2 separate regions of the Homo sapiens genome follow, and region 2 is linked to region 1. The links are chromatin contacts, found by Hi-C or POLR2A ChIA-PET in ENCODE. All regions are on one chromosome and are shown on one strand. Each heading gives the region's core, a stretch centred on a gene start or an enhancer-like site at or near the end of the contact. The rest is flanking DNA. Distances are from core to core; before and after follow the strand shown. Region 1 overlaps EIF2AK1 (eukaryotic translation initiation factor 2 alpha kinase 1). Region 2 has its middle 12 kb from the start of EIF2AK1.

Region 1 (3,122 bases), core at 335-2,834:
TACCCTAATAAAGATTAAAAATTTACATTCCAGTTAACTACCTTAAAAGTTAAGTCCACTTTCATCCCACGCCCCCATCCTTTCCGTCATCCCTCACCCCTTTGTCTTGAGAAAGGAGGTTTAGCTGCTTCTTTAGTTCTGCAATTTCTTTTTCTTGCTCTATTATCTTCATCTGTAGGGTGAGGTTAACCTGTAAGGAGAAAATATTTTAAACTCCATTAAAATAACTTTTTTTTTTTTTTTTTGAGACAGAGTCTCGCTCTGTCGCCCAGGCTGGAGTACAGTGGCATGATCTTGGCTCACTGCAACCTGTGCCTCCCCAGTTCAAGCTATTCTCGTGCCTCAGCCACCCAAGTAGCTGGGATTACAGGCGCTCTCATACAAGCCCAGCTAGTTTCTGTATTTTTAGTAGAGATGAGGTTTCGCCATGTTGGCCAGGCCGGTCTCAAACTCCTTACCTCAAGTGACCCACCCGCCTCGACCTCCCAAAGTGCTGGAATTACAGGTGTGAGCCACCACACCCAGCCAAGGTTTCATTTTATACAAAAAACTTTTGCAAGATAGTAGAAATCCTTACCATAAATACTAAATAACTATGGTCTCTAATAGCTATCTTAACTGAGCATCAGAAAATCCCCTTCATATATGAAGATAAATGTTTATACTTGGTTTCAAGAACCACATCTGTGGCTGGGCATGGTAGCTCACACCGGCTAATTTTTGTATTTTTAGTAGAGATGGGGTTTTACCATGTTGGTCAGGCTGGTCTTGAACTCCTGACCTCATGATCCGCCTGCCTCAGCCTCCCAAAGTGCTGGGATTACAGGCGTGAGCCACCACGCCCAATGCTTGTAACTCTTAGAGTAGACAGGCGGTGGGGAGTCAACCTGCTTACGTGGACAATGAATATAAGCATGCTACTGGTATTCAACCTAGTGCTTGATACAGTCAGGGAACTCTGAGAATGGGTTTAAATATTTTGTTTGCACAAATATGAGTCTAAGCTCGACTATTCACTGAAACAGGGTTCACTATTTATATTGAGACGGAGTCTCGCTCTTTCGCCGAGGCTGGAGTACAGTGGTGTGATCTCAGCTCACTGCAACCTCCGCCTCCCAGTTCAAGTGACTGTCCTGCCTCAGCCTCCCAAGGAGGTGGGATTACAGGTGTGCACCACCACGCCCGGCTAATTTTTGTACTTTTAGTAGATGGGGTTTCACCATGTTGGCCGGGCTGGTCTTGAACTCCTAACATCAGGCAATCCTCCCACCTCTGCCTCCCAAAATCCCATGCCTGGGATTACAGGCATGAGCCACCCCGCCTGGCCAGGATTCACAATTTGAACAAATTCTATTTTAAGCTTCATATTTTCCTCAGCATTTAAAAAAAAAACATGTACAGAGACCATGTCCAGGGCAGCAGCTGCAGCCGGACCCCCACGCCAGGCCACCCCTGCCTCTCCCCGGTGGTCCAATGACTGTGTACTGCGCAGGGAATGCAGCAACCCCATCGGGCACACTCTTCAGCACTACCCGGGGAGGTACCAGGATCATGTACAACTGGAAATTCCCAATAGAGTGCTGAACTCACCAGTGACCAAAACACCCTCGAGGGACCCGCCCACCACTTCCGGGGTCACCAGCCCTGCCAGTGATGAGCCCCCGGCAGACATACAGACAGCCCAGAACAGCAGGCAGGTGGTGAAGGGTCAGAGTTTGACCTGGACATCTAAAGGCCTAGCCATGAGAAGGTGCAAACCCTGCGGGCCCCTCCGGCCTTTCCGGGAAGGAGTCTCACCCACCAGGCCCCAGGAAGTTTCCTACCGGCCTTCGCTGTGGGGTTGGCCCCCAGCCCTCCGCTCCTCTTTGTGAACACCAGCAGATACCTCCTGTGCCTGCTGAGGCCACAGCTGCTACCCCAAGGGGAGTGAGTCCTGCCAGCACACCCTGCAGCTGAGTGCCAGGAAGTGGACGAGAACAAACAGGCCCCGCCTCCAGAACCATCATCTGGCTCTTCCAGCCCCAGCCTCCGGGGGCACCACCCAACCGCTTCCTTCCCCAAGAGAGGCAATAAAAACCACCTTCACTCCAGGACCAAGAGAAAGAAAAGCACATACATTTCCAGAATTTTGGAAAAGTTCACTCTGCAGCAGCTGAATGGCAGATGGTCTCTGCGATGAGTTCCTTCTCGTTAAGTGCTGGATATACTTGGCTTGCACTGGACACCTTTTACGGAGGGATTCCGGCAACTGACCAGTTCTTAAACCTGTTAGAACTTCTGCTCGCTCCATTTCTGTTCCAAACGGCTGAAAGAGCTCTAGCAGGACCACACCCAAGCTGTACATATCTGACTGGAAAAAGAAAAAAAGGGGAACTCAGTAGTGAAATACAAAGTTAGAAGAACGTTTCCATTTCCGTGTTCCACCCTCCAAACAGGAGAGGGTTTCTAAGAATGAGGATATACGGTCACCCACAAGGAAGGGAACAGAGCAGGATAGCTCATCAGTGACAGGGACTTTCACAACCTCAAAAAGGGGCATCCGTGGGCACGCAGAATGGATGGTCAGGTGGAGGGCAGGGATAATCCCCACCCACAGCAGTCACGACCATACAACTGTCTTCAGCACCCCTTAACAATCCAGGCCTGACCCAGGCAATGATGTGAGCTCACGCCTGCTAGTGTCAGCTGCGGGGGAGCCACAGAAGGTCGCGGGTTCTCCTCCGGTCTCACCTCTGCCTCCACTCATTCTTACCAAGTGTCCTTGGTGACATTTAACAAACTGCATAAAATCTGTGATACTACTCCTAAAAACAGATTTTTTAGGAAGGTCTTCACTAAACAAGATTTTAGGGGCAGCCATCATTTTTTCTGACAGCTCTTTCCTAATCACTAAAAAGCTCAATGCGCCATCAAAAGGAAGAAAATTTTACTAGCCTGTTGTTTTGAAAAATGGATTTTAGCATTTCTTCCAGGAACAAGGGAGATTCAAACTTTACAGCATGTTCGTTCTATTTCAAGGGGAGTCAAGGGGCAGGCTTCCCCTTGGTGTTTATTTACCAAAGCTTGAAAAAAACCAATGAGAAGAAAGGCTGAAAACAGGCTTCCATGAATTCTAGCTTCCT
Region 2 (3,122 bases), core at 432-2,931, 45 kb after region 1:
GCACTCTAGCCTGGCTACAGAGCAAGACTCCGTCTAAAAAAAAAAAACAAAAAGAAAGAAAAAGAAAAAGAAAAAAGAAATCAAGTCCACCAATTTAATGTTAATGTGGCCACTGCGCCTGGCCCACATCTAGTTAACTTTTTTAGTTTTCATAGAGACAGGGTGTCACTATGTGGCCCAGGCCCGTCTTGAACTCCTGGGCTTAAACCATCCATCCACCTAGGCCTCCCAAAGTGTTGGGATTACAAGCATGAGCCACCATGCCCCTCCCAGAATAATCTTTGACCAAATATGTGGGCATTGTGGGCCACCCAAGTTGACACATAAAACTAACCATCACAGGCCGGGTGTGGTGGCTCACACCTGTAATCCCAGCACTTTGGGAGGCCAAGGCAGGCGAATCACCTGAGGTCGGGAGTATGAGATCAGCCTGACCAACATGGAGAAACCCCGTCTCTACTGAAAATACAAAATTAGCTGGGCATGGTGGCACATGCCTGTAATCCCAGCGACTTGGGAGGCTGAGGCAGGAGAATCGCTTGAACCCAGGAGGCGGAGGTTGCGGTGAGCCGAGATCATGCCTTTGCACTCCAGCCTGGGCAACAAGAGTGAAACTCTGTCTCAAAAGAAAAAAAAAATAACTTTGGCAAGTTCACCCCTTGTCAACAGCATCCATGCGCATTTTTAATTTTTATTTATTTATTTTGTTTGTTTGTTTTTTGAGACAGAGTCTTGCTCTGTTGGCCAGGCCGGAGTGCAGTGGTGCAATCTCGGCTCACTGCAACCTGCGCCTACCTCCCAGGCTCAAATGATTCTCCTGCTTCAGCCTCCCAAGTAGCTGGAACTACAGTTGTGCACCACCAAGCCCAGATAATTTTTGTATTTTTGGTAGAAACGGGGTTTCACCATTTTGGCCAGGCTGCTCTGGAACTCCTGACCTCAGGTGATCCGCCTGTCTTGGCCTCCCAAAGTGCTGGGATTATAGGTGTGAGCCACTGCACCCAGACTATATGCATCTTTTTCAACCATGATACAACTATCCACTTGACGTGATACAACTATCTCGTATACAATGAAAACCGCACTAATCTCTTTCCCAGAAGAGGATGTAAGTTTCTTGGGTGATGTTTATGCTTCTCCTTGGTATCTCATAACTTAAATAGTATGCTATAAGGTTAACAATATTGAAATACTATGATATAAAGTCAATATATCTTTTGTTACATAAGAGGATAAGTGGGGAATGAAAACAAAGACATTTGTGATACACACACACACACACACACATCCATCACAAAACAAAAAGAAACATCAACGGCAATTGCAGCTCTCGGTTCTGCAACTGGTGATGGGTCGTAGCTGGTGTTTATAACCATCTTCTTCCACCACACATTCCGTATTCCCGTTCTCCTCAACAAACACCTCAGCTGGCCATGGGTCACCTGGTGTGGCGAACCAAACCTCCTTTCCTGGGCCATTCATAGTCCTGCCAAGATTGGGTTGTTGCAGTTTTCCATTGACTCTAATCATAGGGCATTCTGATACTAAGAGATACCCTAAGCGCTCTCCTGTATTTCAGACATACCCTTTCCTAGCTCCATTGTGGAGTAGCAGTCCAATTTCTCTTTGGTAGTCAGGATTAATCACCCAAGTCAGCCCAGTAACGTCTTTCTTTGCCTGTTGATTCAGAGGCAAGAGGAACTGAAAGTGGCCAGGTGGCACTGAAAAGTCAGTTCAATGAAATCACTGTTGTCAGTCCATTTTCTGTTGCTTATGACAGAATACCTGAAACTGGGTAATTTATAAAGAAAGAAATTATTTCTTGCAGTTATGGGGGCTGAAAAGTCCAAGGTCAAAGGGCTGCATCTGGTGAGGCCCTTCTTTCTGATAGGACTCTGCAAAGTCCCGAGGTGGTGTAGGACATCACATGGCCAGGGGGCTCAGCATGCTAGCTCACACCTCTCCTCCTTTTATTTATACAGCTTTATAGCCACCAATCCCATTCCCATGATAACTCCTTAATCCATTAACCCATTAATTAATTATTATTATTATTATTTTAAGATGGAGTTTCACTCTTGTTGCCCAGACTGGAGTGCAATGGCGCGATCTCGGCTGACGGCAATCTCTGCCTCCCCAGTTCAAGTGATTCTCCTGCCTCAGCCTCCCAAGTAGCTGGGATTACAGGCATGTGCCACGAAGCCTGGCTAATTTTGTATTTTTAGTAGAGACGGGGTTTCTCCATGTTGATCAGGCTCCTCCTGAACTCCCAACCTCGGGAGATCTGCCCACCTTGGCCTTCCAAAGTGCTGGGATTACAGACATAAGTCACTGCACCCGGCCCTAACCCATTAATTTATTAATCCAAGGACAGATTAATTCATTCATAAGGGCAGAGCCCTCATGACTGAATCACCTTCTTTTTTTTTTTTTTTTGAGACGGAGTCTTGCTCTGTCGCCCAGGCTGGAGTACAGTGGCATGGTCTCAGCTCACTGCAAGCTCCGCCTCCAGGGTTCACGCCATTCTCCTGCCTCAGCCTCCCAAGTAGCTGGGACTACAGGCGCCTATCACTACGCCCAGCTAATTTTTTGTATTTTTAGTACAGATGGGGTTTCACCGTGTTAGCCAGGATGGTCTCGATCTCCTGACCTCGTGATCCACCTGCCTCAGCCTCCCAAAGTGCTGGGACTACAGGCATGAGCCACCGCACCTGGCCATGACTCTATCAACTCTTAAAGGCCCCACCTCTAAATACTGCCACATTGGGGATTAAATTTCAACTTGTGTTTTGGAGGGGACAAATAGTCAAACCATAGCATGTCTCCTGGTGGAGGCATTGCTCTCTTTGGAACTAAGACCTCTAGGCTAGCAGAGCATAAGGTTATGGGAACAGGAAGGAAAGATTTAACTAGTGAGCCGTGTGCAGTGGTTCACGCTCAAAGTGTAATCCCAGCACTTTGAGAGGCTAAGGCGGACAGATCACCTGAGGTCAGGAGTTTGAGACCAGCCTGGCCAGCATGGTGAAACCCCATCTCTACTAAAAATACAAAAATTAGCTGGGCGTGGTGGCACACGCCTGTAGTCCCAGCTGCTAGGGAGGCTGAGGCAGGAGAATTGCTTG

What was found. Hi-C counts contacts between places; a loop is a spot of excess contacts on that map. ChIA-PET counts read pairs that join two places held with the same protein, here RNA polymerase II (POLR2A). Pooled maps may share reads with other maps.
Region 2: a loop to region 1 is called in a pooled map, with 2.1 times the contacts of the local background. The contact joins two enhancer-like sites. A Hi-C loop is called at or near these places in 5 of 168 maps with a recorded cell type or tissue (B cell, CD4-positive, alpha-beta T cell, CD8-positive, alpha-beta T cell and 2 more), 2 of 37 single-sample maps with no recorded cell type and 10 of 50 pooled maps. POLR2A ChIA-PET finds 5 or more read pairs at or near these places in 13 of 52 experiments (A549, CD4-positive, alpha-beta T cell, CD4-positive, alpha-beta memory T cell and 10 more).

What each region holds. Positions count from the first base shown.
Region 1 is chr7:6,024,612-6,027,733 of GRCh38, forward strand. EIF2AK1 (eukaryotic translation initiation factor 2 alpha kinase 1) reads right to left here. Exons shown (of 15, transcript NM_014413.4): 14 at 2,117-2,350; 15 at 1-190. The coding sequence ends at 62. Among named protein-coding and RNA genes, the nearest start is that of ANKRD61, 5.2 kb to the right of the region's middle. RefSeq lists enhancers at 1,693-2,193, 2,056-2,105. Within about 2 kb of position 1,585, at least 23 of the 41 ENCODE cell types and tissues checked have a DNase peak (open chromatin) inside an H3K27ac peak, as active enhancers do; they include B cell, where a contact is called at or near this core.
Region 2 is chr7:6,069,875-6,072,996 of GRCh38, forward strand. No RefSeq gene overlaps it. Among named protein-coding and RNA genes, the nearest start is that of EIF2AK1, 12 kb to the left of the region's middle. Within about 2 kb of position 1,682, at least 2 of the 41 ENCODE cell types and tissues checked have a DNase peak (open chromatin) inside an H3K27ac peak, as active enhancers do; they include B cell, where a contact is called at or near this core.